2 separate regions of the Homo sapiens genome follow, and region 2 is linked to region 1. A link is an interaction called in ENCODE POLR2A ChIA-PET data of the cell type or tissue named here. Cell type or tissue: A673. All regions are shown on one strand. Each heading gives the region's core, and the rest is flanking DNA. Links, peaks and the distances in the headings are about the cores only.

Region 1 (15,792 bases), core at 5,303-13,302:
CATATTTTCTGGCAAGCAATGTGAACTCTTATCTTTGTTCCTCTATACATAATGTGTCTTTTTTTCTCTAGCTGATTTTACTATTCTTCCTTTAACACTAGTTTCATTACAATGTGCCTTATATCTACCATTTTTCTCTTTATTATGTTAATGGGTCTTTAAAATAATAGCTCTTTAAATGTCCTTGTTGCTAACTTCATCATCTCCCTCATTTCTGGGTCTATTTCTATTGACTGCTGTTTCTCTTGGTTATAGGTCACATTTTTCTGCTTCTTGATATGTCTGGCTATTTTTATTGAAGTTAAGTGCTAGATTTTGTTGTCTTTCTTTAAATTATATTGGACTTTATTCAGGAAGGCAGATAAAATATTTATGGAGTAGTACAATCCTTCTGACACATTTTTGAAATCTTCATTTGGGTTAGTTTAAAGTAGCCTTTACTCTAGGGCTAGTTTAGTGCCACTGCTCGGGTGTAACTATTGTGGCATCTTGTTTGAATGCCCTAGGTATTCAACAGGTACTCTTCATTCTGGTTAGTCAAAATTCAAACATCTCCCAGCCCTCTGTGAACTCTGAGAATTGTTCAGCTTACAAATTCTCAGATAATTTTTGTCTGACCTAGTTGAGTCAGACCCAACATATGCAATCCATATTATTAATATTTAGGAACAAATTCAGTAGGAACACTTTGAAAATTTCTGAAGCTCCTTCTCGGCCTGTCTCCCTTCTCTTTGATAGTCTGCCTCCCCAAACACCTATATGTCTCCTTAGCTTGGCAGGACCTTCAAGTTCTCCTTGTTTTCCTTCTCTTAGGATTCCTGTCCTGCACTGCCTGATATCCAGTATCTGACAAGAATTGTTTCCCAGTTCTCAGTTACTCTATCAAGTGGAAGTTCTGAACTACTTTAAAATACTGCATACCCTGAGTTGCCCAACTGAATTTTTTGAATTTCACATATTTTTCAGAGAACCTTCCCTTATATTAACTATTCATCTATATCTATATATCTATATCTATATCTATATATATCATCTCCACCTACTTCATTCTCTTTCTTCCCTCCTCTTTTCTCAGTTACTACAGAGGGAAGTCTCAAATGGGTGTTGGAAATGGTATATATAGTGAGCATTTTTATGTCCTTTTTAAGATAATTTACTAAAACATTTCTGATATTCCCTTTCCCCGTTTTTTTTCCATCTATTCTTGGGTCCAAGTGCTAGCCTTAACTAACATTGATCATTTACAAAGGCTCAACCTTCATATCTCTCAACAGTAAGGAGAGTTTGAACCTGAAGCTTTTGGGTCTCTAATATTTTATCCTTTTAACTGTCTGCTTGGTCACTGTGTCTCTTTGAGACCCTCCATCTGCCCATGGACCAGAGGGGTAAGCCGATAGCATTTAAAGGAATTTAACAGTCTCCTCTGGGTACTAGTTAGCATTGGAGCTCATGAATCTAATTGTTTTCCTTGTTGTCTGAGATACAACTCTTTTGGTTGCTATATGCAAACAAGTGCTAAAAATGGCTCAGCAACTCTTTGAACCTGGCTGCTCAAAGATCACCATGTTTCTCTGCTTAGATTGTTTTGGACAGTTATCTAATAAGTACACTGCACAGCTGAGCTGAATTTATGCAGTTGGAATCCATCGCTACATTGAACACACCTCAGAAAGTCATTTCAGAATGGATCAAACATAATTTCTGAGAAACCATAGCTATAGCTTGTATATTTTGAGAGTAGAGTGACATCCTCTCCCATTCGTTTCATCTTTTGCTCATCTTTTGTACAGGATTTATTTATTTCAGTGTCAGGGCTGAGCCTTGAAGAATCTGCCTTTCAGGTGATTGCCCTGATGGAGTCTAGGCTGTCAGTGTCAGTCACAGATATGTCCAAGCTAATGGTTGGTCCTTCCTGCAGCTGCTGTCTCAGGGGCCCTGCTACACTTGTGTAGAATTTTGCACTCACAATTAGCTACTACAGTAATGTAAAGAGGAAGAGGTGGTAAACAAAAGAGAAAAAACCTTGGGTTCCTTATTTTCCCAGTCTTAGAAGGTGTGACACTATCTCAATCTAGCTGCCCATTCACTGGTCAGTTAAGCAGCTGACTCCAAACCATACTTAGTGTTACTGGCTCAACCTTCTATGTCCTTACATCTGTGGGTGTGCCTGTTGATGGTGGTTTATCTTGATTCCTCAGTTTGCATGTTAGCTCCGTAAAGGCAAGACTTGGCTCTGAGGGCTTTTGAAGCCTGTCAAAGAATGCTGAGAACAGTGCAGAAGGTACATCAGGGTCTAACTCTAATCTTACCACGTGACCTTGATGAGAGATTACTTTCTTTTTTGGTTGGGCCTGTGTTACTAAATTAGTCAGCAAACATGTTGACTGTTTGTTGTTTCTTAGGACTCTGTTAGACATTATGAAAATCCATAATGTCACACTGAGCCTCCTTCAGAGTGCTAAGCATCTAGCTATGAGAGATTTCAGTGAGGAAATCAGTCGTAATGGCATGTTGTTTCTCTAGGAGAGGGCCTGCCACTCTGCCTGCGTCCACCTGCTAATGCACGAACCCTAAAGCAGTATATTCTTTCCTCCACAGGAAATCCCTCATTGGGAAACCTGTAGAATGCAAATGTCTTCCAGAAAGGGTGGGGACAGATGAGAGGAATTTTTTTATTTATGGATGGGGTTGAAAGGGAAGCTGTGGAAATAGGTCACTTCTCCCAATTTCAGGCCCTAAAAAATAGTTATTCATAGGGTCATATCAAGGCAAAAGAAAATAGTAGTAATAGCTACACTTCTTAAGTGCTTTCTGTGTGCCAAGCATAGAAAGCTTTCAATACATTGTCTTATTTAGTCCTCAGAACCAGCTATATATGATGAAGTTATTAGTATTTCCACTTTAAAGATGAACAAACAGGCTTACCCAGCTCCATCCTGCTGCTAACTGGTGAAGATAGGATATGAGTCCAGGCAGGCTAACTCTAGAGCCGTGCTCTTAACCACTATGCCATCTTGACTATCACTAGCTACTAATTGGAACTTTTCAGCACCCAGGTACAACTAGACCCAACAGTGACCTGCCAAGATCTTTACTTAGAGAACATCTTTGCAGTGCTGTGCTTCTTGTTTAGCTTTAACTAATCTTGAATTTGGAAGAATATGGGTTTTAGGGAAAGAAGAATTGGCTTTTGCTTCTCCCTTATCAGAATCCCTCTTCTAAGCTGTCCAGCATCTGACTACCACTTAACATAATTGTTACAATGCCATCAAGAGGCTCTGCCTAGGCTGCTGAAATTGCAAGGTTAGGGACAGACCTTTATTGCTTCTGGGAGAAAAGAGGGCTATTCCTCATTAGGAGACACATAACCAGTTCTGGGAAAGGCCTGGTTTTAGGAAAATAGAGGAAGAGTGGGAGGCTAAATTTAGTCCTTTCAGAGGAAATAAAAGATAAGACCTTCCATTTCTCTTTCAGTCTCTTGCCCAAGTTTATAGAGCATTTTAGACCCAATAACAAATCCAGAGAAGAGAATTAGGCAATGCCCTGAGTAGGTCATTCTCATTTTTGTAGGAAAAGTCGTCTTCCTTTGAGTTTGAGGAAATTTGCTGGGTATTAGAAAGAAGATGACTTCAGCCTTTCTGGCTGACAAATGGTATATTTGAGTTGTGATATTATTTCTCCAGGATGATGAGAGGGAGATTTCATTGTGTATTTACCATTAAAAACTGCCTGAAGCTGCTTGGACCTTCCTCTCCCCTCTAGCAGTCCATTTGCCAGTGACCATTGTTGAAGGCCTAAGGTATGCTCAGCACTATTTTTTTTTGAAGTGGAGTCTCACTGTTGCCAGGCATGATCTTGGCTCACTGCAACCTCACTGAACCTCTTGGGTTCAAGCGATTCCCCTGCCTCAGCTTCCCGAGTAGCTGGGATTACAGGCACATGCCACCACTCCCGGCAAATTTTTGTATTTTTAGTAGAGATGGCGTTTCACCATGTTGGCCAGACTGGTTTTGAACTCCTGACCTCAAGTGATCCGCCCACCTCGGCCTTCCAAAGTGCTTGCATTACAGATATGAGCCACTGCACCTGGCCCAGCACTATTTCTTTTAGGGATAAGACAATTATGCTAGGACCAGGAGGTCAGAAAGGTCAGAACAGTGAACAGCTTAGAAAGGTAGTGTGGGGAGCAAACCTGATTATTCAGTCCTTCTTTTTTTTTTCTGTATACCTACTTTGTGGTCCAGACTTCTTGCTTCTTGATTCTGTGGGCACCAGGATAGATGTGTCCCAAATCCTGAAACATCATGAGGAATAAACTCCATTACCCAACTTGCTGTGGAACAAACTCATTATTTCTCCATTATCAGCTTGCAGAATAAGTAGTGCCTGCCCAGCCCCCTCCACATTATGGGAAGGAGAAGCAAGGGCAGTGTCTGGACTTGGCCTGGTGATGCTCTTGTTTGTGTTTTCAGAGTTTGATGACTCAGGCTGTCCTTTCCTGCTTTGTGGAAGAAATGGGTTCAAAAAATCATATTCTCTAGTGAGTAAACAGCTAAAGTAGAACAGTGATCAAGAATCCAGTGGGACAGATAGATGGAAATTATTATGAAAATCCTATAAAAAGCCTTTTTATCTTTTTTTCCTTCTGATTCCATTTTAACTCCTTTATCTGTTTCAAGTCATCCAGAGATTTTTTTTTTTTTATGATTAGGAGTTGGACAGGGTTAAAGCAGAACTGCATGGAAGTGGAACAGAATGATGACAGTCTCTTTGGGAAAATGGAAGATTAGCCTTGAGATAGGAGCATTCATTGTAGAAGGGATTTATTGAATCTTTCAGCACCCCGCCCCGAGCCTGAAGACCACAGGATGGCAGAGGCCTAAAAAGCCCAATTAAAGATCAAAGACCTTTGAATTTCAAGCTTCCATCTAAAATGAGTATTGAGTAATCAAAATAGCAGCCAAAATCAGATATTGCTGACAATGAGTTTGGAGTGATCTGTAAAATTTTGTTGGTTTACACCAACTATCAACAGGGTTGAGCAGGGTGTTCAACTGCTAGTATTGAAAATTGTCAAACCCTGGAGCCCTAAGGAGCTGGGTAGTCATTAAAGCTCAAACAGCAAATCAAGGCTTCACCAGGTTACTTTCTTAGCTCTCCACAAATCATACTTCCAAACTTCTTAGGAGAAGCAAGTTTGAATTCCTTGAATCTTTGGTCTCTGAAGGCCAAGTTTAGCCTGTAAACCCAAGAATGTGCCTCAGGTTAGACCAGCCTGCACTGGGTTGAGCACAGCCTGCACTGGGTTGAGCACTAGGAAGAGCACTGGATTGAGAGAAAATTCTGGTATATAATCCCAGTTTTATGACTTTGGGCAATTTACAATCTTTCTGGGCATTTATTTCTTCCTCTGTGAAATAAGGGCCATGAACTAGCTAAGTGATTTCAAAGGCTCCTCCCAGAACTATTATTTTTTTCTTTATATATATATAATATATTTATATATAATACATAAATATATTTTATATAATGTATTTTATATAAATATATATAAAATATATATATATATTTTTTCACACCTGTGATTCCAGCACTTTGGGAGGCTGAGGTGGAAGAATCACTTGAGACCAGAAGGTCAAGGGTGCAGTGAGCTGTGATTATGCCACTGTACCCCACCCTGGGTGACAGAGTGAGATCTTGTCTCAAAAAAATAAATAAAACATAGAGATGGGGTCTCACTCCATCATCCAGGCTGGTCTTGAACTCCTGACCTCAAACGATCCTCCCACCTCGGCCTCCCAAAGTGCTGAGATTATAGGAGTGAGCCACTGTACCTGGTCCAGAACTATTATTTCTGTGGTTTTGTCCATGTAGTAGCACTTGGCCAAAAAGAGGTATGATAGCTGGGCGTGGTGGCTCACGCCTGTATCCCAGCATTTTGGGAGGCCGAGGCAGGTGGATCACCTGAGGTCAGGAGTTCAAGACCAGCGTGGCCAACATGGTAAAACCCTATCTCTACTAAAAATACAAAAATTAGCCAGGAGTGGTGGCAGGCACCTGTAATCCCAGCTACTTGGGAGGCTGAGGCAGGAGAATCACTTGAACCCAGGAGGTGGAGGTTGCAGTGAGCTGAGATCACGCCACTGCACTCCAGGCTGGGCAATAAGAGCGAAACTCCATCTCAAAAAAAAAAAAAAAAAAAAAAAGAATAGACAGTGTTGTTTCCTCTTCACCAGAATCTGCCATAGGCTGAATGAAGATGTATGAGGCCCTAGCCCCTGGCTTATCATTAGAACTATCTTGAGATAGCCAGAACTCCAAATACTCCTTGTCACCAGAAAGACTTTCATTATAAAATTAGTAACCATTATTGACTATTGATTATGTGCCAGGCATTGTACAATCGTTAATCTCATGTTATCCTCACATCAGCCTTATAAGATGTAGATGGTGTTGTCTTCATTTTATAGATACTGAAAACTGAGGCTCAAAGACATTAAGAAACTTGTATAAATTTATTTTGCTAATTAGTGGTTGACTGGGAACTAAAACTTAGGTCTCTGACCTCAATCCTATGTTCTTGATGGCTTTGCTGTCCTCTCAGGCCCCTTACCTCCAGAGGCTTCAGGGGCAGATGTTTAGGCCTTCCCAAACATTGCCCACTTTGTTTTCCCCTCGCCTAAGTTGAGGCAAAGTGTTTTAAGGCAAAGAAGAGGGCATGAGATACTTGAAACTGAGGCCATTTGTGTATTCCTTGTCTTCCACTTGAACCCAGAAGTTGTTCCTTTGTGGTGAAGAATCACTTACGCACATAGAATCTTTGGGACAGTTTGAAATAGGTAGGTACTTCCTGGACTGTGAAAGTAGTTACTTTTGAGTCATAGGAGCTGTCTAGGTAGCTGTGTAGCCATTGGGATGACAGTGTTTCCATCAATTGTATGTTACTTAAAACTTTTATTCAGGAACTTAAAAACTTTTATTCCCATGTCATTTTAGGAAGGTGAGTTCAAGTTCCATTTTATAGAAAAAAGGGCTGAGACTCACAGAGGCTAGGTGAATTGTCTGAAGTCCCATAACAAGAGGCTAGGTGAATTGTCTGAAGTCCCATAACAAGAGTAGGACTCCCAGCTCAGTTAATTTTCTTTCTTTTTTTTTGAGACGGAGTCTCGCTCTGTTGCCCAGGCTGGAGTGCAGTGGTGTGATCTCGGCTCACTGCAACCTCCGCCTCCTGGGTTCAAGTGATTCTCCTGCCTCAGCCTCCCGAGTAGCTGGGATTACAGGCACCTACCACTGCACCCAGCTAATTTTTGTATTTTTAGTAGAGACGGGGCTTCACCATCTTGGCCAGGCTGGTCTCGAACTCTTAACCTCGCGATCCATCCGCCTCGACCTCCCAAAGTGCTGGGATTACAGGCATGAGCCATCGTGCCTGGTCAGCTCAGTTAACTTTCTATCAGGCTCTTGCCAAGACCCAAGTGTCTGTCTCCTAAGGGTCATAGGTGGTGGTGTGAGGATTCCTTGGAGAGCATGTGACCTGTAGGTGACTTACTGGCTTTGAGGCTACCTTGGGCTGAGGTGGTTGGCATGATTCTAGGAAGCCCACAAGCCCAACGGCCGATGAAAGAAGGTAGCCTTGTGCTTGCGGGGGCGTAGACTGTTACCTGACGGATTGGAAAGGGATTTCAACCTGAGAAGGACCTTTAGAGTTGCCAGGAAGCAGATACTGAGGCTGCAAATTGTGGTAAGCCTCAGGCCTTTAGGCAGAGGCTCTGGGAGATGGCCCTCTCCCTAAGTGTGGCCCTCACCATGTCCCAGGCCAGTGCTGAGACTCAAATGAGACATGTTCCTTAAGTCTGAGCTACAGAAAGCAAAGTCCCAGGCCAGGCAAGTACCTGCTAGTGTTCTGAAGTCTTGGATGGGTTGGGGCCCAGGCCTGAGCCTAGAATGTCTTTTTCCTTTGTGAGTAAAAGAAAAGTGACAAGGGCAGGAGACAGCAGAGACTAGATGAACTGACAGGCAACTTTCCTCAGGTATAAGAGGAAGAAAGGAAGTAAGCCCACAAGAAAGGGCCAGGGAAGGCCGGGCGCTGTGACTCACGCCTGTAATCCCAGCACTTTGAGAGACTGAGGCGGGTGGAGCACCTGAGATCAGGAGTTCGAGACCAGCCTAGCCAATATCATGAAACCCCGTCTCTACTAAAAAAAAAAAAAAAAAAAATTAGCCAAGCATGGTGGCAGGCGCCTGTAATCCCAGCTACTCAGGAGGCTGAGGCAGGAGGATCGCTTGAACCTGTGAGGTGGAGGCTGCAGTGAGCTGAGATAGCGCCATTGCACTTCAGCCTGGGTGACAAGAGCAAGACTGTCTCAAAAAAAGAAAAAAAAAAGAAAGGGCCACGGAAGGGGGAGGTGGCAACGGGCAGTGTCTGGACAAGAGGAGAGCTGAGATCATGGGCACTATAAGTCCAGCCAGGCTTCTGGATTTTTTTCTTTTCTTTTTCTTTTCTTTTTTTTTTTTGAGACAAGGTCTTGCTCTGTCATCCAGGCAGTAGTGCAGTGGCGTGATCACAGCTCATGGCATGGCATCCTCTGCCTTCCAGGTTCAAGCAATTCTCCTGCCTCAGCCTCCAAAGTTGCTGGGATTATAGGTGCGCACCACCACTAATGTTTGTATTTTTAGTACAGATGGTGTTTCACCATGTTGGCCAAGCTGGTCTCGAACTCCTGACTTCAGGTGATCTGCCCGCCTCGGCCTCCCAAAGTGCTGGGATTACAGGCGTGAGCCACCATGTCCGGCTGCTTCTGGTTTTCTTCCAAGGAGCTAGTAGCTCAGGGACCTTTTCTGCTCTCACCTCCCTGTAACAAACTAAACTAAACCATGCTGGCAAAAGCCAGCTTTATTGGGATAGGAAGAAATCACTCTTCTAAGTGAGACCTTAGACCTTCTACCATGCCCTGGCAAGAGGAGAGAGTCCAGGTGATCAAAGCAGCCTTACCTGCGGCCTGAGGCTCTCAGGATGTAGTCAGAAGGTTCAGCCATCTCTTCATATGCAGTAACCTCTTTCGCAGAAATTGACTTTAGCATGATGTTTGTCCTTTGGCACTTGACACCGCTCAGGAAAGGCTGAGCCCAAGTTGCTGGGTCTTAAGCATTGCTGAGGCTCCCCAGATTTCAGGGCATAGGAAAACATGTATTACTCTATTCTGCCTGGTTCCTAGGGGCTGATTTCCATCTTGGAGGAATTTTGCCTTTTTCTGGGCTTGAGCCATTCACTTCTGAGCCAAGACCTTGGCTGCAGATATTCCAGCCACGAGTGCAGCCCACGTGCATGAGAGGACCAGATTACTTTGTGGGTGACTGCTGTTGCTGGGTACCAGTCCTCCTGCCTACAGAACTGACAAGTGGAATGAGAAGCAGAGGAACCAGCCTATACTACAGTCTGTGGGACACACCAGGCAAAATGATCTTGTAGAGCTGGGTGTCTGAAGGGGAGAAAGCTGGGCCAGCCCTTTGCCCTAGCTGTTCCTTCCCTCCCAAACCGAACTCGGTAACTCTCCCATTGGGACACAAGCCTTCCCTGTGCCCTCTAGCCCTTCTCTCTCCTCAGGAATTTTTGGCAGCCAGAGTGTTTGCTACCAAGTGAAGTCTGCCTGGCACAAATTTGGACTGGTGCAGGGAACAGTGCAGAGGCACCTTTGGGCCCCTCAAGAGCCTGTCCTCCATCCTGACTCTGGCTTATTTCCTCTTCCCAACCCCCAACCCCCTTCTGTCAGAGCTGTGTGTTCCTTGTCACTCACTAATTCCTCCAAGCTCCCTACTGAGCAGGGAGCTCTCCATGATGCCATAGGCTTTCCTCCAGGTCAGATCAACTTCACTCCGATGATCAGAGTGAATGATCATCCCCTTTCTTGGTCTCCCCTTTCTTCCTAGCTCACTTCTGATTTGATGTGTAGTGCCTCTCCCCTGATTGTCCTTGCCTTTGATTCATGATCTTACAAGCTGAAGTCACATCTGGCCTGGCTATGAACAGTCCCTTCTTTCTGTAACCACAGATAGTCAAGTTTCCTGGAGTCAGTGGAAGTCTGAATCCTCCCCGCATAGAAAATCAGAGAGATGTTGTGGGAGAAAAACCCCACAGAATAAAGGCTCTAGCTTAGTCTTGAAAGCGTACCCTATACCCAAAGGCTGGGATGCCCTAAAGTTCAATCCAGGCACTGGATAAGAAGACTGAGTTGGCACTGAGCAATGAAAACAAGTAGCAGATGGTGCTGAGGAACATCCCAAGACTGAAGAAATGTGGTTCCCAGAACGGGAGAAGGAAGGAGACATTGGCAAAGTCTTACTCAGCAACTGTGACAGCCTGGCCAGGGAAAGCTTCAGGATAAGGCTGAGAGCACATTTGTGGTGTCAGGGATATTGGTGAGCTGAGATGCTCACTGTTCTGTAACCTCTTCTCATGCTCTTTTGCCGTACTCAGAGTAAACAGACTTGGTGGCCAGGCTGGGCTGGTCAGGAAAGGCAGGGAATAGAAGAGATGAGAAAGTCGCGGTGGGTGCAGTGGCTCACGCCTGTAATCCCAGCACTTTTGGAGGTCAAGTCTGGTGGATCAACTGAGTTCAGGAGTTAGAGACCAGCTTGGCCAACATGGAGAAATCACATCTCTACTAAAAATACAAAAATTAGCCGGGCATGATGGCACACACCTGTAATCCCAGCTACTCAGGAGGTTGAGGCATGAGAATTGCTTGAACCCAGGAGGCAGAGGTTGCAGTGAGCTGAGATTGCACCACTGCACTCCAGCCTGGGCGACAGAGTGAGACTCTGTCTCAAAAAGGAAAAAAAAAAAAAGAGAGAGAGAGAGATTAGAAAGTTGGCCAGGCTCAATGGCTCACACCCGTACTCCCAGCACTTTGGGAGGCCAAGGCAGGTGGATCACCTGAGGTCAGGAGTTCGAGACCAGCCTGGCCAACATGGCGAAACACCATCTCTACTAAAACATATAAAAAACAGCCAGGTGTGGTGATGTGCCCCTGTCGTCCCAGCTACTCGGGAGGCTGAGGCAGGAGAATCGCTTGAACCTGGGAGGCAGAGGTTGCAGTGAACTGAGATCACGTCACTGTACTCCAGCCTGAGCGACAGAGCAAGACTCAGTCTCAAAAAAAAAAAAAAAAAAAAAAAAAGAGAGAGAGAGAAAGTGGTCCCAGAAACCTGAGGCATCGCTCCCTGTAGCCAGGCTGTTTTCTGGAAGATAAGTAATAAGCAAGGTTTCTTGGGGGTGTTGTCACAGACCAAACCCAACCCAGTAGATCAGCAGAATGGGGCTCAGGGTTGTGGGATTTGCATGGCCTAAGCCCTGCCTGGCCCTTGATGTCCTCCAGGTGCTGGAGGTGGTGAGAGCCAACTATGACACGCTCACGCTGAAGCTGCAGGATGGCCTGGACCAGTATGAGCGCTACTCAGAGCAGCACAAGGAAGCTGCCTTCTTCAAAGAGCTGGTGAGTGCCCCACCGCCTCTGCCTGTGTCTTAGGGGCCCGCCCCCAGCCACTGGGTTCTGCAGTTTATCTGCAGTTTATCTGCAGATAAAACAAGACTTGAGGGGTCTGCTGGGATGGGGTATGCAACTTCTCTCCCCCATTGTACCAGGCAGTAAGAGAAGATGCTATTCGAGGTAGTATTGCCTACTTCTCCTTTGCAGCCATGGAGACAGCCCTTGCACAGCTCCAGCTGGGCCTGGGGTTTGACGTGTGTTCCCAGCAGCAGATCTGGCTCATTATTCCTTAACCTGTCCTCAGGGCAACTAATAAAAGTAATTAATTCTTCCCCTTCTTATGGAATCACGTCTTCCTAAACTCCTAACTGGCCGCTGGTCTGAGTCCCCTCCCAATCTAGTTCTCCAGTCTCCATTCCCTGCTTTCCAATCACTTAGCTTCCTGCAGCCCCCACCCTTGGGCACTTGGAGCCATGAGCATTTGCTCTGCCTCCTACTTAAGTTCCCAGTCAGTGTCTCCACAGAGCTAGCCCTATTGATGGTCCCTTTCCTGCCCTGTACTCTGAGCTGTTCTCAAGAAAAGCTCAGCCCCCCTGCAGTCCTGTAACCCTACCAGCTTGGTTTACACAAACATCCTGGCTGGGGACTGAGACCAGGACCTGCAGGCCTCTGTACCCACTTCCCCTGTCCTTAGACCTCCCTCTGCTGGGGCTGAACTTGCGTCAGCTCAGCTTTTACTTACCCCATGCCAATTGTGGTGAAGGCACTGCGTATTAGATCGTTTGTCTTGTGCTAAACACAGCCCAACTCTGATCCTGACATGACATTCCTCAGGATTTTGGACTTCCACAGGGTCAGGAAGACATGCTCTGGGGTGAGTTAGTTTGGAACACAGAAACCATTAGTGTAAAGTGATAGCAGAGTGGAACATTTTTATGGGATGGTTGGCAAGTCTTTAAGTTGATGTGGAGGAAGTTCTGGGAGCAAATGGTTAACAGAGAGCAATCTGTGAGGAGCTGGAGAGGGTTACGGGAGCGGTGTCTCGAGGCTCTGAGACACTCACCACGGCCTTACTCAGTTCTGCTCATATTTGTTCCCCTGGCACAGGGGAGCAAAGAGGGTCTGGTCCAGTTTGGAGCTAATGAGCTCAAGTTTCCTGCTGTTTGCCATGCTGCCCTTTCCTCTGCTTCCTTCCTGATGACTTCATTAAGTTTCCTATAGCATAGCAGAAATTGAAGGAAAGCTCCTGAGACTTTGGGGCCCAGGGCAGACACACTCTCCTCCTCCTTCCCCTTTTTGTTTCTCAGGCAATCTACACAGCTATTTCCTGTGGGGAAATCTCCTTGAAGAGTCTGCCAGATTCCTCTTGGAACCCTCTCAGAGTAGGGACTTGGGCCCTCTGACCCTTTCTCTACAGGCTTTTACCCTGCTGACCCAGGCAACACTGGGTTAGGGTTCTGTGGGTAGAGAGTATGTGAGGTGAGCAGTGGGCACACAGCAAGGATACGCCCCAGACTTTCCTCTCGAGTGGGCAGGCATCTTTAGAAGGAGTGCTAGACTAGGAGTTAAGAACCCTCGGCCCTGCTCCCAAGCTGGGACTCACTAGCAATGTCACCTGGCCCTGGCCATTGAAATTGGCCTCCTTGGATCCTACTCTTGCCATCTGTGCCAGAAAAGGACTGCATCTCTAAATGCTCCTTCTAACCCCAAAATGTAAATAAATCCAAAGGGAGAGTGAAGAGACTAGAAACACATCTAAAGAGAGGTGGTGCTAGAGCATGAGTCTTCTGGCCTCAGTTTCTCCTCCTCCATCAGATCACTGAGCAGCCCAGTCCCCCTTCTGCATAGCCAAAGCAGAGACAGATGTCAGCCTCAGCCCTCCTTTCTTGTCTGTGCCTGCTTCTACCTCCCCAGGAGCCCAGATGCTCTTCTTACATCCTCCAGAGTTTGTTCCTGTCCACCCCTCTTCTCTCCTTCCCTGCTGTCAAGGAACTGTTTGCTCATTTGCCTGCAGGGATAATAGCTGTTAAGGGTTCATTTCCTAAGAGAGAGACTTCTAGTGCCCCGTGTAGCAGGCACTGTCCTCTGCCGTTTAGAACTGACTCTCTCCTGTTTTCTCTCTGGCTGCGCCCTCCCACCTTCCCCAACTACCCTTTCCCAGGTTCGATCCATTAGCACCAACGTCCGGAGAAACCTGGCCTTCCACACACTCAGCCAAGAAGTCCTGCTCAAGGAGTTCTCCACTATCTCCTGAGGCCACGCCTACCTGAGCAGCCTCTGACTGCCCTTACCCATGAGGATCATGGGCTGGAGGGGGAGCGAGGGGAGAGGGGGCTGCCCCCGAGGTTGGAGAGAAACACAGATACCAAGTTCTCTTGGTGAAGACCGCACTTCAATGGAGCTTGGGCAGCAGGGGCAGGAGGGTCAAGCCAGGGATAATCTTATTTGGGGAGGAATGGGTGGGCACAGTGGGGAGAGGCCTCCAGGAATGTGGGGACTTCCAGAGTGGGCTCCCTAAACAGCCCCTCACATTTCCAATCTTGAGGTTACAAGCTGTAGCTACTGACTAATTTTCGGGAGCTGGTGAGGCAAGCCTCAGGGTAATGCCAGCACCCTGAAAGTCAGTGGCTCTGCTCGGCTTCTGAAAACAGATCAACTCTCAGATATAGCTGGAGCTACATCCTGCTTCCTTTGGGCCTGGGGCTGTGCTTGGCTTGAAATCTGTGTCCCCTGCCTGCACTGGCACTTTGTCCAGTCATCGGGACCTTTGGCTCAGATTTAGGGTAAGATAGGAATAGGGTACCTTTTTCCTTTTTTTTCTGAGACGGAGTCTCACTCTGTCGCCCAGGCTGGAATGCAGTGGCGTGATCTCGGCTTTACTGCAGCCTCCGCTTCCTGGGTTCAAGCGATTCTCCTGCCTCAGCCTCCCGAGTAGCTGGGACTACAGGAGCGTGTGCCACGCCCGGCTAATTTTTTGTATTTTTAGTAGAGATGGGGTTTCACCATGTTACCCAGGATGGTCTCAATATCCTGAGTTCATGATCCACCCACCTTGGCCTCCCAAAGTGCTGGGATTACAGGCGTGAGCCACCACACCCAGCCAGTTTTCCTATTTTCTGAATTCAGAATTGACTTCTCTGGGAAAACTGGAGATGAGAATCTGCCCAGTGCTCTGCTGTCCAGTCACCGCCTTTTGAATTTTAGTTTTGGCACCAGGAGTACCGTTAGCTTTCCCCTTCTTCTGGCCCATTTGACTCATCAGCACAATAGGGTCACCACCTTAACTTTTAATTTCTAATCTGCTTTACTGTCTTTAGGGTGTGTATGAAATAAACATTGACAGGCTTTCTGGAGCCCTCAAGGTGCCTACTTTGCTGGTTCCCTTTCCAGCAGCTCCCCCACCTCCCTTAGCCCCCCCTCCTCTGGCAGCCTCTCCTGCCTCTGCTGAGCTCCCCTCCACGTGTTCCACCCCCTTACCCTGCTGTTGTTTACATCCAACCTGCCTGAGAATTTCCTCTGGGGAGGAATCTATTCCTGTCATGGTCTAGTGCCTGGGAGGGAGAGAACTTTCTGGGGGTAGGGTGCCCTCCATCTGAAACAGGCCAGGTGAGCATCATGCATAAGGCCTCCATTCTGTCCGCTCAGATTCTGGGTGGGGCCACAGGCAAATCTCCTGACTTATGGGGAGTTGGCTTGTGGTTCCTCCCTTGGATAGCCTCCATGGAACCACTATAGGCTTTCCCAACAGCTGCCTCTGAAATAGCTGCTGCTTCGAGATCCTCCCTTTTTAAAGCACTTTCTAAAGCCCTCAGGATGGCGGGAGCAAACAGCACTGGTATATTCTAGGAGTAAGTGCAGGAATTCAGCAGTGAGAGCATGTCTGGGACCACCTGGACTGCCATCCATTTAACCTCAAATCTCTTTGGGATACTCGCCCTCCCTGGGAACCAGAGTTCTGGCTCTAACATTGAGCAGCTATGCACTAGTTCCAGAGAAGCCACTAACAGGCTGCCATGTGTAGATGTAGGTTCTTAAGAGATCACAGGCTGGGTCATCTGATCACTGGATGGATAGCTCAGCCTGGGGCATTTAGTGTTTTCCCTGGTGATAAATCCCCAAGGCAGCTGGATTTGGAGCTGGTGGCAAGTTGAAATTATTAAAAATTGATTTGTGTGGGACTGTCTTTAGTGTTGCTTTTTTTTTCCTTAATCTCTGTTGCCCAGACTCATTCCTCAAAGATAGAGGTAAGGTAATCTCCTAGGTGCTGCTGCCATCTGGCTAGGGGACCCCTACCTGCCCTTGTGAA
Region 2 (16,837 bases), core at 3,818-11,817, 140 kb before region 1:
CCATATTTAAATGTACTATTTAGTTGCATTACCTACTTCCATATTTTTGTACAACCATCATCACTGGCTGGGTACGGTGGCTCATGCCTGTAATCCCAGCCCTTTGGGAGGCTGAGGCGGGAGGATCACTTGAGGCCAGGAGTTCAAGACCAGCCTGGCCAACATGGTGAAACCTTGTCTGTACTAAAAATACAAAAATTAGCCGGCCGTGGTGGCATGTGCCTGTAATCCCAGCTACTCGAGAGGCTGATACAGGAGAATTGCTTGAACCCGGGAGGTGGAGGTTGTAGAGAGTTGAGATCGCGCCACTGTACCCCAGCTTGCATGACAGAGTGAGACTCCATCTCAAAAAAAAAACAACAAAACTATCATCACCATCCATCTCTAGAACTTTTTATTTTTCTGTTTTTTGAAGGCAGGGTCTCAGTCTGTCAGCCAGGCTGGAGTGCAGTAGTGTGGTTTCAGCTCACTGCAGCCTTGACTTCCTGGGCTCAGGTGATTCTCCCACCTCAGGCTCCTGAGTAGCTGGGACTACAGGTGTGCACCATTATACCTGGATAATATTTTTTTTGTGTGTGTATTTTTTGTAGATACGGGGTTTCGCCATGTTGCCCAGGCTGGTCTTGAACTCCTGGGCTCAAGTGATCTGCCCGCCTTGGCCTCCCAAAGTACTGGGATTACAGGTGTGAGCCACCGCACCTGGCCTCAGAACTTTTTCATCTTACAAAATGGAAACTCTATACCCATTAAACACTAATACCCCATCCTCCTCTTGCCCCAAGGCCTGACAGCAACCATTCTGCTTTCTGCCTCTATAAATTTGACTGCTCTAGGAACCTGATATAAGTGGAATATATCCCAGTTTTAGGATTGCCTGGAAGTAAGCCTTTGATTTCATGGTGACACTGAGCTAGCATTTTTTCTTCCATTTTTTGTAATGAAAAAATTCTAGTATACAGAAGTTGAAAATAATTGTGAAGTGATTTACCTATATACTCATGAACATTTTACCATACTTGGTTTGCACTTAAATTTCTTTCTGTGTGTTGTTGTTGTTATTTTGGCTGAATCATTTTATTTTATTTTATTTTTTATTTTTTTGAGACAGAATCTTGCTCTGTTGCCTAGGCTAGAGTGCAATTGCAACCAAGGCTCACTGCAACCTCCGCCTCCTAGGTTCAAGCCATTCTCCTGCCTTAGCTTCTGGAGTAGCTGGGACTACAGGCATGTGGCACAACACCTGGCTAATTTTTGTATTTTTAGTAGAGACGGGGTTTCATTGTGTTGACCAGGCTGGTCTCAAACCCCTGACCTTGTGATCCGCCCACCTCAGCCTCCCAAAGTGCCGGGATTACAGGTATGGGCCACCACGCCCGGCCTGGCTGAATCATTTTAAATGAAGTTGCAGACATCATGATTCTGCTTTACACATAAATATTTTAACATGTATCACCTAAAGTTAAGGACATTTTCCTAGATATCCAGAATACCATTATTATATCTAAGAAAGTCAACAATAATTCTGTAGTATCATGTAATATTTAGTCCCTATTTCAGTATCCCCATTTGTCCCCAAAATGCTTGCTTTTTTGGGACACAAAGCTAGCATTTTAATGAACATTTTTATTAGCATTTCTTTTGGTACCTACAGATTGATCCAGTGGGCTTCTCCTATTTAAAAGGATTTTTTGGCTGGGCGCTGTGGCTCACACCTGTAATCCCAGCACTTTGGGAGGCCTAGGTGGGAGGATCACCTGAGGTCAGGACTTTGAGACCAGCCTGGCCAACATGGTGAAACCCTGTCTCTACTAAAAATACAAAAATCAGCCAAGCATGGTGGTGGGTGCCTGTAATCTCAGCTGCTTGGGAGGCTGAGGCATAAGAATCGCTTGAATGCGGGAGGCGGAGGTTGCAGTGAGCCAAAATCATGCCACTGCACTCTAGCCTGGGCAACAAGGGCAAAACTCTGTTTCAAAAAAAAAAAAGGATTTTTTTTCCTAATTACAAAAATAATTGAAATATTCTTATTAAAAATTAAAACATTCTAGCAATAGTTAACTTAGAAAGTGAAAGTTCTTTGTAATTTAAACTCTCCAGAGTTAATCACTCTTAACAATTTGGCATAGATTCTTCCTTTTTAAGGCTTCTTTATAAGAATCTTTAAATCCTTTTTAGGAACTAACTGTCCAGTAGTTTATATTTGGGTTCTTAAATTATGGTCCACAGATGAACTTCAGATTCCTAAATAACAAAAAAACCATTTCCACTTTAGAAGCAAAATTGCTGAAATACTATGGTTTTTGCCACTTTACTTTCTGTGAGGAGAGATTAATGCCTTGTAGGTGGTTTAAGTTTCCCTTAGGCATTAAGTATACTCTAGAAGTCTCTTATTTGCCAAGTGAGGTAGGTAGGTTTCTGGTTGGAGAGTTTTCAGAAGTCTAAGAATGGAGCTGAAAGGCAAGAACTGCATAGGAGGAGAAGACCAGGATTCGGAGACTTTTAGAGTGAGAAAGAAACATTGGTAGACAGAGACAGGAGAGCTAAAAGGTAAGTATGGGAAATGAAGAATTGCCAGAGCAGAAAGGAGCCTGGGTGGGCAGAGTCTAAGATATGTTACACTCAGACATATTGTATTAGCTCTTGGAGATTTCTGCCTTGCAAACTTAGACTTTTTTCTTCCTTTATGTTTTGCAAGTGTTCTCTTTCAAGAAAGAGAGAGCTATATCAGGGATGAGATAGATTTAAGTAGTCCATGTCACTAACTCCTAACATAAAACAGTCCATTGGGAGCTGCAGAGATAGCTGAACCTCTGAGACTTGGCAAGAGAGATCTGGTAAGCAAGGATAACCAGACTTGTGTATCACTTTCTTGAAGCCATTGCTTCTTTATGGAAATGGTAACCTCTTCCTTTCTCTAGAAGTATTGCAGCAACCACAGAATAGAGACACTGCATGGATGTGACCTAGAAAATGAACTTTTAGCTTTGCCGGATATAACACAGTGAACTGAGGCCCTTGGAACTCATTTTTAGCTTTAGTGATTATATAAGCTTCTTTGTCTTGGTCACTTGCCATCCATAAAATGGAAGGCAAAATTAAAGGCTGATTAATTGTAGAATGAGTGGTCTTGGCCAACAGGCAACCTAAATATGGCAAAGGGCAAGGTTAGGAATGAAGAGTTAATTTCAAAAATGACTCCTGTGTGGCTTTATTGGCCCAGCTTTCTTCCTGCCTCAGCCCCTGCTGCATGCCTTGGCTAACAGCATCTCATTATGTTTTTAGCAGCAATAGAAGCAACTTTTTCTTGGCTCTGTTTCCACCACCGCCATGAGGATATTATCTTTTTCCTTTTTCTTATATATTTATCCTTTAAACCCAAAAAGATACTTTTAATAGATATGTATAATAAGGTATAAAGTTTATAATAACTATAATAAATAGCATAACTTATAAAGTATAATAATAAAATGAACATATGTGAACCTACCACCCAACTTAAATAAAACAACATTAATGCTGTTGAAGCTACCTGTGTGTCCCTCCCCAATCACTTCTCTCCTCTCCATTCTCCAGAATTTTTTTTTTTTTTTTGAGACGGAGTCTTGCTCTGTCGCCAGGCTGGAATGCAGTGGCACGATCTCAGCTCACTGCAACCTCTGCCTCCCGGGTTCAAGCGATTCCCCTGCCTCAGCCTCCTGAGTAGCTGGAATTACAGGCTTGCGCCACCATGCCCAGCTAATTTTTTGTATTTTAGTAGAGATGGGGTTTCACCATGTTGGCCAGGATGGTCTCGATCTCCTGACCTTGTGATCCACCCGCCTCGGCCTCCCAAAGTGCTGGGATTACAGGCATGAGCCACCACGCGTGGCCCAGAATTTTGTATTTATCATTCCTTTGGTTTTGTTTGTTTGTTTGAGACAGAGTCTCACTCTGTCACCCAGGCTGGAGTGCAGTGGCATGATCTTCTCGGCTCACTGCAACCTCTGCCTTGTGGATTCAAGCGATTCTCTTGCCTCAGCCTCCTGAGTAGCTGGGATTACAGGTGCATGCCACCACGCCTGGCTGATTTTTGTATCTTTAGTAGAGAAGGGGTTTCACCATGTTGGCCAAGCTTGTCTCCAACTCCTGACCTCAGGTGATCATCCCACCTCAGCCTCCCAAAGTGCTGGGATTAGAGGTGTGAGCCACTGAGCCCAGCCCCTATTCCCTTGGGTTTTCCCCTGCTTTTAAAGCCTTTATTACTTGGGATTTTTCTGACTTTGGTGGTGTCACCTTAAAGAAGCTTCTGCTCAACCTTTATAATAGATACTAGGCAAAAAATTGTAAAAACCATGTATATCTATGCATAGACTTAAAGTTGATTCACCAAAGTCTTAACAGTTATAACATTTGGGTGGTATGATTAAATTTGATTTTCATTGTTTTGTGTGTATATGCTTTTTTAGAGTTTAAAAGACTGTCTATAATGAAATAAGCCTAGTTTTGTATTCATAAACACTTTAATTTTAAAATTAAAAAAAATTTTAAGTGGAGAGATAGCTGCAGGCTTTTCTGTGGGAGTTGCGTATCAGTTTGTGGGAGGATAGTGCCATAGAAACTGGCTAAAGGTGGGTAGAAGAGTTGTGAATCTAGTTTTCTGGAGGCAAGGGCATTACTCTTTGGCTATATCGGGGCTTTGATGAAGCTCCAGGGAGTGTCAGATAGGGATTGTCACCATTACTCTTTTTGCATTGCCTATCTCTGAGGAGATGTGAGTATATTTGTGGATTGTAATCCCCATTATGCCATCTAATTGTCAGGTTTTAATTGATAGATCCCATTTTTGAGAAAGAAGCAGGTCAATGTCAGGGTAAATAGTAATAGCTAACTTCTACAGCACTCTAATCCATTAAGAGGTCTTCTCTCTAGATTGGACTTCATTCTGGGTCCTGTTGAAGCTAATTTGAAAATCATGAGCCATTTGTCTGTTTTGGCTATGCTGGCATGATCCTCTTCTTACTTCCTTTTCACTCCTTCACCCACAGAGTTTCTGGAAAGTAACATAAGCTTGATGGGTTCTCGTACTTGGCAGTAATGGATTAGCTCTTTTTTGTCCTTTTGTGTGTGGGCTTAGAGCCCTGCTACTGAGGTTGTCTTCTTCTTTTTTAATAACTAGAATGTGAGTTGTGAGAGACCAGGGACCTTTGTCTGTTTTATTCAGTGCTATATCTCTAGTGCCTTGCACAGTGCCTGCCACATAGTAGTGCTAAGTAAATATTTGTTGAATGAGTAACTTTGACAGGAAGAAAAATGATCAAGAGTTCACAGCTTTCTAGGGCATAAGTATACAATTGCAAGGAGAAGCGTGGGCTGGACCCTAGTCTCCAGTTAATTTCTTTTTGATTTCATTGCCAGTTTGCTATGAGCAGTCATGAAATCTTTCTAGATTTTGTGGTAGGTGGTGCTTAGAGCTGGCAGATGAGAGGGTGGGTGGAAAAGGAAATGGACCTGACTATTCAAGTTCTATCAGCAAAGGGCTGATGTGAGAGTACTGGCCACTATTTGAGCCATGACAGTAGGAACCATTGTGAGTTAGATGGCTTTCAGGAAGGTGGTTAGCCATTTAACAGACTACCAGGATATTAAAAAAATAAATCTTCTGGGGGAATTCTTTTGCCTAGGAGGGAAGCAAGAATTACTATAGTAGTACCTTGATTTTCATTTATGGATTTTGTGGGAAGAGAAAGTGTGAATGTTTCCTTTTATGATATACGTCCTTGTTCTGTATTGAAACAGATGATGTAAATCTGGATGATTTACAGAGAAGAGTTTCTTTTTTCTTTACAGATGAACACAGGCTTCACAGTGGCAAACTCTGTCTGATTATCCTTACATGTATTGCAGAGGTAGGTCTCACGAGCCTTCTGCTATTAGGCAGTCTTTTACAAAGTGCTATCTTTCCCTGCCTCCCCTCACCCCATTACTGTCTCATGACATTTAGGGTCCTAAAGTTTAGGAGAGAAAATCTTCCCCCTTTGTATTATCTGTCTTCTCCCACTAGAGTGTAGTCTTCGATGAAGCCATGGATAGACAGGGTCTTGTCTGCTTCCACGCTGTTTAGCACTGTGTTTTTAAACTGTGGAGCAGTTTGTTTGTTTGTTTGTTTTGAGACGGAGTATCGCTCTGTTGCCCAGGCTGGAGTGCAGTGGCATGATCTTGGCTCACTGCAACCTCCACCTCCCAGGTTCAAGCGATCCTCGTGCCTCGGCCCCTCTAGTAGCTGGGATTACAGGCAGTGCCACCTTGCCCGGCTAATTTTTGTAATTTTAGTAGAGATGGGGTTTTGCCATGTTGGCCAGGCTGGTGTCAAACTCCTGACCTCAGGTGATCCACCCACCTCGGCCTCCCAAAGTGCTGGGATTACAGGCGTGAGCCACCATGCTCGGCAGTGGAGCAGTTTAAAAAATAAAAAAGGAGCTCAGGTTTCCTGTGATGGGGTGAAGGGGTGGATAGTAAAGCCAGAGAGGGGAATTGGAAACTCAGTAATTGCAGTTTGCCGAGGAACAAGAGCTGAGGGGAAAAAAGAAGAGATGCTTTGGCTTTTTAAGAAGCCACTTTTGGTTGGACTAATTAGGTTCAAACTCACCATGTATCTTGGTGACACACAGGCATGGCAGAACTTGAGTGAGTTTAGAGCTAAATTTATAGCTTCAACCTCCCCCTTTACTATTCCCCACTCTGCTCTTTTCTCTCTTAAGAAAAATGGTGAAGATATTCCACATGAAGTAGAGATCTCTCTCAGTCTCTCTCTCTTCATGTTCTCTGTGGAAAGATGACCTCCTTTTCACAAGATTAGGGGTGGCTGGTTATGGAAGAGCTGCTTATTAGCAGTGGGCCTGGTATAATTGCTTTTCAAAAATCTTTCTAAGAAAATCTTTAAAGGAGTTGTTTTTCACAAATTGTAACAGTTCCTTGTAATTGGAGTCTGTAGGCTTGTCAGATCTTCAGAAAAGGTATTGGGAAAGGGCCAAGGGATGTTTATTACTAATCCATGGTAAGAGGTTTTTGATTTTCTGTCAGTCTTCAGGAAAGCCCGGAATAGACAGGGTCTTGCCTGCTTCCACGCTGCCTGTGTAGCAGTTTGCTTCTGTTGGGCTGAACCCATTCCCAGCAGAGCACAGATTTTTCTTCTTGCTCCTAAACCCTCATGTGGAGCCTGCACATGAATCCTGCAGCCTCTGTGAAAACCTTAAACTATCACAAACAGAGCCAGCTCCTTGGGCAGATGGGACGGAAGAGGGAATAGGAAAACAGATTACTCTCATTCCTCTCAGCATCTGCCTTAAGTCCCTGCGTCTTAATTTTTATTGTTTTTGCTTGGAAATTTTTGACCAGTTAGAGATACACTGGGAAATTACACTAAAGAAAAATCTCATGGCTTAAGTAGGGTTTGACATAAGGCTCTAGGCTCATCCTATTAGCTGTCCAGCTGATCCTTGAAAGTAGTTCTCAAAGTCCAAGGATTTGTACGAAGTGTGATAGATTACAGTTTCTTAAATATAGCTCTCGCTTCTTACTTTTTCTCTATATTTTTATTAGGATCAATATGCCAATGCATTTTTGCATGATGACAACATGAATTTTCGAGTAAACTTACATAGAATGGTAGGTGTTTCTTTTGCTTCTTGTTTTTTCTTAGAGGAAATTTTTTGTATGTCGGCAGGGTTGGGATGAAATTGATCTTACTAGAACAAATGTGGGTGGAAAGTTGTGCCAAAGGGCTTTGCATGACGGCTGTTCAACAGACCCATGCTTGTTGTTGGGATTTTTGTGTGTCATGGAGCTGTTTCTTAATCAAGAGTTTTGGAAGATTCACAAGCGTGGCAATGATACTGGATTTCTTTTTTTTTTTTTTTCTTTTTTTGAGGGAGAGTCTCTCTCTCTCTCTCTCCCCCCCAGGCTGGAGTGCAATGGTGTGATCTCTGCTCACTGCAACCTCTGCCTCTTGGGCTCAAGCAGTTCTTCTGCCTCAGCCTCCTGAGTAGCTGGGATTACAGGTGGCTGCCACCACGCTCGGCTAATTTTTGTATTTTCGTTACAGATGGGGTTTCACCACGTTGGCCAGGCTGGTCTCCAGCTCCTGACCTCAGATGATCTGCCCGCCTTGGCCTGCCAAAGTGCTGAGATTACAGGTGTGAGCCACCGCGCCTGGCCTGATACTGGATTTCAATAATATAGGTTTCAGCAAGGAAATGGTTCTAAGCCTTTTGTTTTCAAAATGTAGTATAATTTTTGAGTGGCTAAGACTAGCTGCTGCTCAGATTTGTTCATCTGAGAAGTGGGCAAATAGAATATGGAGGATCAGGGAATTTCTTAAAGCTTGGAGGTATGTTAAAAAATATCACATTGAGGGCCGGGCTTGGTGGCTCATACCTGTAATCCCAACACTTTGGGAGGCCAAGGCGGGATCACAAGGTCAGGAGATTGAGACCACCCTGGCTAACAGGATGAAACCCCGTTTCTACTAAAAGTACAAAAAATTAGCCGGGTGTGGTGGCAGGCACCTGTAGTCCCAGCTACTCAAGAGGCTGAGTCAGGAGAATGGCGCGAATCCAGGAGACAGAGCTTGCAGTGAGCCGAGATCGTGCCACTTCACTCCAGCCTGGGCAACAGAGCGAGACTCCGTCTCAAAAAAAAAAAAAAAATTACATTGAGGTTTAGATGTAAAACTTTCTTTATTTTTTTGCAACTACTACTGTTGCTGCTTCTATAGGTGGCACCATCACTTCCTCTTTTTTTTATTATTATTATTTATCGTCAAAGAAAAACACCAGTGTACCTCTTTTGTCGTTAGTAATGCCACTTATATAACTAAAAGCAAAGTAAAACCAACAGTTTTCCCATTGTAGTATTCTCTAGTGCCCTTTGAGGTTGTGAATTGTAATTTTGTAACAGGCGTGCATTGATAACTGAAGCATTCACAAGTCCTCCCTTCCCCGCCTCATCCCATGCTACCTCATTCCTCTCCCACCATGTGAAAAAGAGAAAGAAAAGGAAGTATCCCTGTAATAGTGATTTTATTTGCACAAGGAACATGATGATGGGCCATTGGATGTCAGTGCCGGTGTCTACTAATTTCCTTTCTTCATTTTTTTGGTGTGAAGCCTATGAGACACAGGAAGAAGGCAGCAGACAAGAATCTTCCCTGCCGTCCTTTAGTATGTGCAGTACTGGGTGAGTGAGTATCATCAACATTGACATTGTTCTGTGACAGCGATAGGCTTTCATGATGAAGATGAAGAGTAGAACCTGTTTGATGTGCTTCTTCCGCAAATAAATTATTAGTTGTGTTTTTTCCCTGGCCTAAGAATCATGTTTATTGTTGTGTTTGGTAAAGCAACCCCAGTTATAGAGTGGTCAATAAAAGGGTCCTGTTGTTCAAAGAAAAAAGTCATTCCAGTGAGACAAATGGCTGTGTCTAAACTTGATACATGATTTACAAGATACATGATCAAGATTTCAGGCTGGGCGCAGTGGCTCACACCTGTAATCACAGCACTTTGGGAGGCTGAGGTGGGCGGATCACTTGAGGTCAGGAGTTTGAGATCAGCTTGGCCAACATGGTGAAAACCTGTCTGTACTGAAAATACAAAAATTAGCTGGTCGTGTTGGCGTGCGCCTGTAATCCCAGCTACTCAGGAGGCCGAGGCAGGAGAATCGCTTGAACCCAGGAGGCAGAGGTTGCAGTGAGCCAAGATCACGGCATTGCACTCCAGCTGGGGCGAGACTGCATCTCAAAAAAAAAAAAGATTTCAAATTCTTCCCATCCTTTCTTGGTTTGAATTGATGTGCTGGCTGGCCAGGAGGCTTGAAGTTCATGGTTTACATATACAAAACTTCCCCTGAGTATATTAAACTGAGATGAGGCTGACTGAGTTGACAGGTAGGGGGCTGTATCTTGGGTAATTTTGTCTGTCCAGAATTCTGCATTTTCCTCAGGGAATTAGCTGAATTCTTAATCCCATTTCACTTGGATATTCAGCCCCAGTTTCTAAATCTACTTAATTTTAGAAACAGTAATTAAGGCTGTATAATAAGCCTCTCTTGACCCAAAGCCCCACAGCCCATTTCAGTCAATATCTGTCTAACTGAGCATGATAGTAAGATGAGATTGACTGACATAGCTTTAGAGCTGAGTCTCTGGTTACACAAATGTGATCCATAATTTCTTCTCAGAGCTTGCTTCATTGTCTAGTCTCAGAATATGATTTCCCTTTGGCAGTCTGCATTAATGCCATGGGATGAAATATCTATACAATGAAATTTTCCATTTATCTGAATTTATTGGCAGGTCAGGGTATCCTTCTGGAGGTCAGCAAGTGAAATAATTTCTTATTACTTTACAAGTGGCAGGTGGTGAACAGTGTTACACAAAATGCGTTATATAAAATAAGTGTATATGAATAAAGATGTGGTTAGTGGATGCCGTTCAGTGTGAGTGCAAGGTGTACTCAGAAGCTTTTTTTCCAACTCAAAGACAAGAAATGAATTCCATTGTAATTGATCCAGTTTTTCTCTATTCCCCTTTCAGACCTGATGGTAGAGTTTATTGTAACACACATGATGAAGGAGTTTCCTATGGATCTCTATATGTAAGTACAAATATGTACACATTTAATGTGTACAAATCTATTTTAAAGAACTGAATGTTAGAAAATTCATGGTCTGTGTAGGCCGGGCGCCATGGCTCACGCCTGTAATACCAGCACCTTGGGAGGCCGAGGCGGGCGGATCACAAGGTCAGGAGATCGAGACCACGGTGAAACCCCGTCTCTACAAAAAATACAAAAAATTATCTGGGCGCAGTGGTGGGCGCCTGTAGTCTCAGCTACTTGGGAGGCTGAGGCAGGAGTATGGCGTGAACCCAGGAGGCGGAGCTTGCAGTCAGCTGAGATTGTGCCACTGCACTCCAGCCTGGGCGACAGAGCGAAGACTCTGTCTGGGAAAAAAAAAAAAAAAAAAAGAAAGTTCATGGTCTGTGTATACTTTAAGAAAAACACATTTGCATGTGGAGAAGTGTTAGGGAACATTTTCTGGCCTGGATCTGTACATCTTTTCAGAAGAGGTAATAAGCACAAACCACAATGTGGATTCTGCACATATCCGCATGATCACTTCTAGGCACACTGCATGAAGAGGGAGCCGACACATGAATATAGTGATCGCAGGGGTCTGTTGTAATCAAAGATATGCAATACCAGCAGACCACTTAGTTGTCTCTGAGCTTTCGCATTAGGTAGGACGAATTTAGAGAGAGATAGCGCTTCTGATCCATTCTTAGCCTACATTGTCCTGACAGCCTAGCTGGAGCCCTATTATCTGGGCAGATTATGTCTCCAGTGGCCTCGCCGGGAGAGTCCTGCCTCCTGAGGAGAACTGTTTGACCATCACAGTTTTTTGTTTTTGTTTTTGTTTTTGTTTTGAGACGGAGTCTCACTCTGTTGCCTAGGCTGGAGTGCAGTGGCATGATCTCGGCTCACTGCAACCTCTGCTTCCCAGGTTCAAGTGATTCTTCTGCCTCAGCCTCCCAAGTAGCTGGGATTACAGGTGCACACCACCATGCCCTGCTAATTTTTGTATTTTTACTAGAGATGGGGTTTCACCATCTTGGCCAGGCTGGTCTCTAACTCCTGACTTCAGGTGATCCGCCCACTTCAGCCTCCCAGTGTGCTGGGACTACAGGCATGAGCCACCACACCTGGCCGACCATCACAATTCTTTATAATGAGCACAACTGGAGGCAACTCAGAATCATCATATTTTCTTTTTACTTTGTGACAGGGCCTCACTGTGTTGCCCAGGCTGGTCTTCAACTCCTAGGCTCAAGCAGTCCTCCCACCTCAGCCTCCCAAAGTAGCTGGGACTACAGGTGTGTGCCATTACACCTAGCCATTATCATATTTTAATAAAGTTTAAACCTTAAGAGTTTTGTTTCTCCTTTGCCACTCCTCCTACATTCTTCTCTTTAACACCCAAGAACAGCTGTGCCACATTAATGTGATCTCAAATATGTATATTATCTTTAGTCCTTATAAAACATCTGAATTGAGTGTGACATCAGAATTGCTCCCTCCGATTTTTGGGCAAGAGGGTAATTTGGTGAACAGCAAATTGAGTAAAGCCCATTGCAGTGCCAGGCCTGGGATCTAGGGAGGTATAAAGGATTTCAGTCTAAATAGAGTAGACCTCTAGCTTGCTTTTTTTTTTTTTTTTTTTTTTTGAGACAGAGTCTTATTCTGTTGCCTAGGCTGGAGTGCAGTGGCATGATCTCAGCTCACTGCAACCTCTGCCTCCTGGATTCAAGTGATTCACCTGCCTCAGCTTCCCGAGTAGCTGGGACTACAGTCGCGCACCACCATGTTGGCTAATTTTTGTATTTTTTAGTAGAGACAGGGTTTCACCACATTGGCCAGGCTGGTCTAGAACTCCTGACCTTAGGTGATCTGCCTGCCTTGGCTTCCCAAAGTGCTGGGATTACAGGCGTGAGCCACTGTGCCCAACCTTCCGGCTTCTTAGATTGCTTATAAACTATATAGTCTTGCTTTCGTAGGTCTGAAATAATGATACAAATTTTACTTTTAGGTAAGTAGGTTGCAGTTTGCATTTTTCCATACCTTTTGGGTGTTTAGAAGTAAGTCTGATCCTTTATTTCAATTCAAAGACCATGAACAGTTGCTTTTTATAACACTTAACAGATGAGTGTTCAGCTTATTTTAGCTGGGGTCCCTGAACTTCATTATCTTAGGGTTCAGATTTGTTTTTGCTATGGACTTTATTTCTGGCTTATTTTATATCCTAGTTTTAGGATGTGCTATTTACTTTGTAACACGTATTACTGTAGTTTCAATTTTTTCATTTTAAAAGAAAGGAAACTGAGGCTCAGGAGATTAATTACTTTGCCCAGGGTTATTCTGTTAGTAAGCATCATTGCCTAGATTTGAACCCAAATTTTCTTACTATAAATTCTGAACTGTTACATTCCCAGGTGTATTAGTTATCTACTGCTGTGTAACAAACTACCCTAGACGTAGTGGTTTAAAACAAACATTTATCACCTCACAGTTTCTGTGGTTCAGGAATCCAGGAGAAACTTAACTGGATAGTTTTGGCATAGGGCCTCTCAAAAGGATGCTTTTTAAGGAATAAAGGTAATATGCATACTTGAGGATCACATTAACGTGGCACAGCTTTTCTTAAAGAGTGTTAAAGAGAAGAATGCAGAAGTGGCAAAGAATTAAAAAAAACCTTAAGGCTTAAACTTTATTAAAATAAGATGATGACCAGGTTAGTTGGGGCAGCAAGTATCTGAGATTCTACTGGGGCTCAAAAATCTGCTTTCAGGCTCACCTAATGGTTGTTGGTAAGCCTCAGTTCTTCACCACGTGGGTCTCTCCGTAGGGTTGGTAGGCATGGCAGCTGTCTTTCCCCAAAGCAGTTAATCTAAGAGAGAAAAGGGGAGCGAGAGCCCAGGATGGAAGCCATAGTATCATGTATAACCTAATCTCAAGTAACATATCATTTCTAATGGTCACACAGACCAACCCTGTTGCAATGTGGAAAGGGACTATATGAGTGTGTGAATACCAGATTGGGGTCCATCTTGCAGGCTGGTACCACAGTTGCACAGCTAGTAAGCTGCATAACTAAGGTTAAAATTCATGTCTGACCCCGGAGGCTGTTCTCTTAATCATGTCTGTGATAAGTGATGGAGGAAAGATTTGTATAGAGTGACTATGCTGACTGGAGCATTAGAGAAGATATCGGAAGGTTGCATTTGACCTGAGTCATGAAGAAACACTAGGGATTTTCTGTGTGGAGGAGTCAGGGAAGGACATACCACGTAGGGGACCAGCATGTTTAGGTGCTTGGAGGCTAGAAAATGTGGTATGTTTGGAGAATAGAGCATAATTCCAGGTGGTTAGAGTGTAGAGTGCATGGAGGGAGGATAAGAGAGTAGAAAAAAAGCTTGCCCAAGATTAAGTGGATGATGAGGAACAGTTGAAGGTGGGGCTGATATGATAAGATTGTATGTTCATTACTGTAAAGTTACAGGTATATTATCTGTTTACCCAAACCCCCACATTTCTAGCCAATGAACCTGGTCTACCCAAATGTTCTAACTCCCTCCTCGCCCTTGTTCATAACTTCACCCTCAAAAGAGTTTTTATCTTGCCTTGCTTTCTTAGGCGCTTTTTCCACCTGCTCCTTAATTTACTGCCCTGGGGTTAGGGAAGATGGAGAAGATAACGAGGCATCAAGTTGACAGAGGCTGGGCAGAAGGTCCCACCCTCAGGCTGAATTCACTTTCTTCATTACTACCCCTGGGCATGTTTCCAGATCTTCCTTCCCCCACTTCTAGCTCCCTTTCCAGTTTTTAGAATTTGAAGCATCAAGTCCTTATCAGGTGAACTTCCTGCTTCCAGCTGGGCAGCAGGCCAGGCTGCTGCTCTCACTTCTCATTATGTACCCCTTTTCGGCAGTATACAGCAGAATGAGAAATTGAAAGCAAAATGAATTTCTGCCATTTCAGATAAGTTTATAATCTTCCTAGTGAAATATGAAGAAATATGGAGTTTGGAAAGACTTAATACTCAAAGCCAGAATCTGGGTCAGAAATGAAACAATTTCACATCTGTGTGTGAATGCTGTAGGTAATGATGGGGGAAGGTGCTTATACTGAAGAAAAAAAAAAAAAGAAAGGTCTTGCCTGGAGCAGTTAAGAGGTAGCAAAACCGAACCAATTACTTTCACCTCCTAGCTGTACTCCTTGATTCTTGCTGCCACTCTCACTGCCACCACAGGATTGGGGAGTGAGGGGATATAGTCTCTGGGAGAGTAAATTTTCCTTTAAGTTACTCTTACATCGAAAACTTGGACTCTTCTTAAGTCACATATTTCCAAACCTGTAGGTAGGCATCAGAAGAAAGGTACAGACTTCAGTGGGTCCTACAGGAAGATTTCAGGAGAAAGTGGAACTCATTTTGTGTTGAAATAGGAAATTGCTACAAGCATGAAAGAAGCCCCACAAGAAGCACTAAATTTAGAGTCATTCTGCCAGTACATACATATGTGTGTGTGTGTTTGTGTGTGTGTGTGTATTTTATTTCATTTATTTTTATTTTTTTTTGAGACAGAGTCTCTGTGTTGCCCAGGCTGGAGTGCAGTGGCATGATCTTGGCTCACTGCAACCTCCGCCCCCCAGGTTCAAATGATTCTCATGTCTCAGCTTCCTGAGTAGCTGGGATTACAGGTGCCCACCACCACACCCGGCTAATTTTTTGTATTTTTAGTAGAGACAGGGTTTCACCATGTTGGCCAGGATGGTCTTGAACTCCTGACCTCCGGTGACCCATCCACCTCGGCCTCCCAAAGTGCTGGGATTACAGGAGTGAGCCACCGCGCCTGGCCTATGTGTGTAATTTTTTTTTAGAGGCAGGGTCTTGCTTTGTCGTCCAGGATGTAATGCAGTGGCACGATTATGGCTCACTCTAACTTGGAACTCCTGGGTGCAAGCAATCCTCCCACCTCAGTCTCATGAGTAACTAGGACTACAGGCTTGCACCACCATGCCTGGCTATTTTTATATTTTTTGTAGAGATGGGAGTTTTGCTGTGTTGCCTAGGCTGTCTTGAACTCCTGGCCACAAGTGATCCCCCTGCCTCAGCCTCCCAAAATGTTGGGATTTACAGGCATGAACCACTATGCCTGGCCTCCAGTATATATATATGCACACACATATACACATGTATGTATGTATATATACGTATTATATATACATGTATACATATATGTGTATATATAAACCCATGCGATCTGTATATATATATGTATATACATGTATATATACGTGTGTATATACGTATATACACATACGTATATACACATATATATACACACGTATATATACATGTATATACGTATATATATACATATATACGTATATATATACACACATATATATTCATATATGTGTACACGTATATATACATTATATTTATATATGTACACATGTGTGTATATATATGTACACGTGTGTGTGTGTGTGTGTGTGTGTGTGTGTGTGTATATATATTTTTAGATGGAGTCTCTTTCTGTTGCCCAGGATAGAGTGCAGTGGTGCTATTTCAGCTCACTGCAACCTCCGCCTCCCAGGTTCAAGCAATTCTCTGCCTCAACCTCCCAAGTAGCTGGGATTATAGGCAAGCACCACCACGCCCGGCTAATTTTTGTATTTTTGGTAGAGACGGGGTTTCACCATCTTGGCCAGGCTGGTCTTGAATTCCTGACCTCGTGATCGACCTGCCTCATCCTCCCAAAGTGCTGGGATTACAGGCGTGAGCCACTGTGCCTGGCCTCCAGTATATATATATATTTTTAAGGCCATAGCAGTGGTTAAAATTTTCATTCTGCTTGATAAATAGTATAAATTATTGAAACCACAAGGCTAATGATGTCACCTGTTGGTGACTGTGGAGACAGGAACAGAATCTAGGAGCAGTGCTGGAGTGGATGTGGATAGATGGCCGCAGGGGTTGGGGATGTAGGTCGCATCTCATTGGTGCTCTGGAGTGGCTCAGTGTTGGTGGGATGGCGTTATCAAAGGGGGCCAAATATAGGCCGTCCAGACCCAGGCCATACGAGAGGTGCTGGCATTCAGGAATGTACTGTGTGTGCATAGGTAGTCATGTATGGGCAGCATCTAGTCACATTTGCTGGCTGCAACAAAGCCATTAGCACCAGGAACCTCATGACTCTCAAGTTCATGGGAAAATTGACAGATGAGTTTGTAGATTGCTAA

The links. Peaks named below come from ENCODE experiments on the same cell type or tissue, not always from the same donor. Only the 100,000 strongest peaks of a DNase experiment are listed, where the experiment ranks them.
Region 2: POLR2A ChIA-PET joins it to region 1 with 14 read pairs; 11 of 35 experiments call an interaction of 5 or more read pairs at or near these places.

What each region holds. Positions count from the first base shown.
Region 1 is chr10:101,845,476-101,861,267 of GRCh38, reverse strand. It overlaps ARMH3 (armadillo like helical domain containing 3), which reads left to right. Exons shown (of 26, transcript NM_024541.3): 25 at 11,376-11,492; 26 at 13,648-15,669. The coding sequence ends at 13,740. It overlaps LOC101927445 (a long non-coding RNA gene), which reads right to left and starts at 9,322. Exons shown (of 3, transcript XR_946261.3): 1 at 8,993-9,322; 2 at 4,233-4,294. In A673, for the core only: no CTCF peak of the experiment used is centred there; no DNase peak of the experiment used is centred there.
Region 2 is chr10:101,984,345-102,001,181 of GRCh38, reverse strand. ARMH3 (armadillo like helical domain containing 3) reads left to right here. Exons shown (of 26, transcript NM_024541.3): 16 at 5,827-5,885; 17 at 7,579-7,644; 18 at 9,144-9,213; 19 at 10,571-10,631. Among named protein-coding and RNA genes, the nearest start is that of ARMH3, 63 kb to the left of the region's middle. In A673, for the core only: no CTCF peak of the experiment used is centred there; no DNase peak of the experiment used is centred there.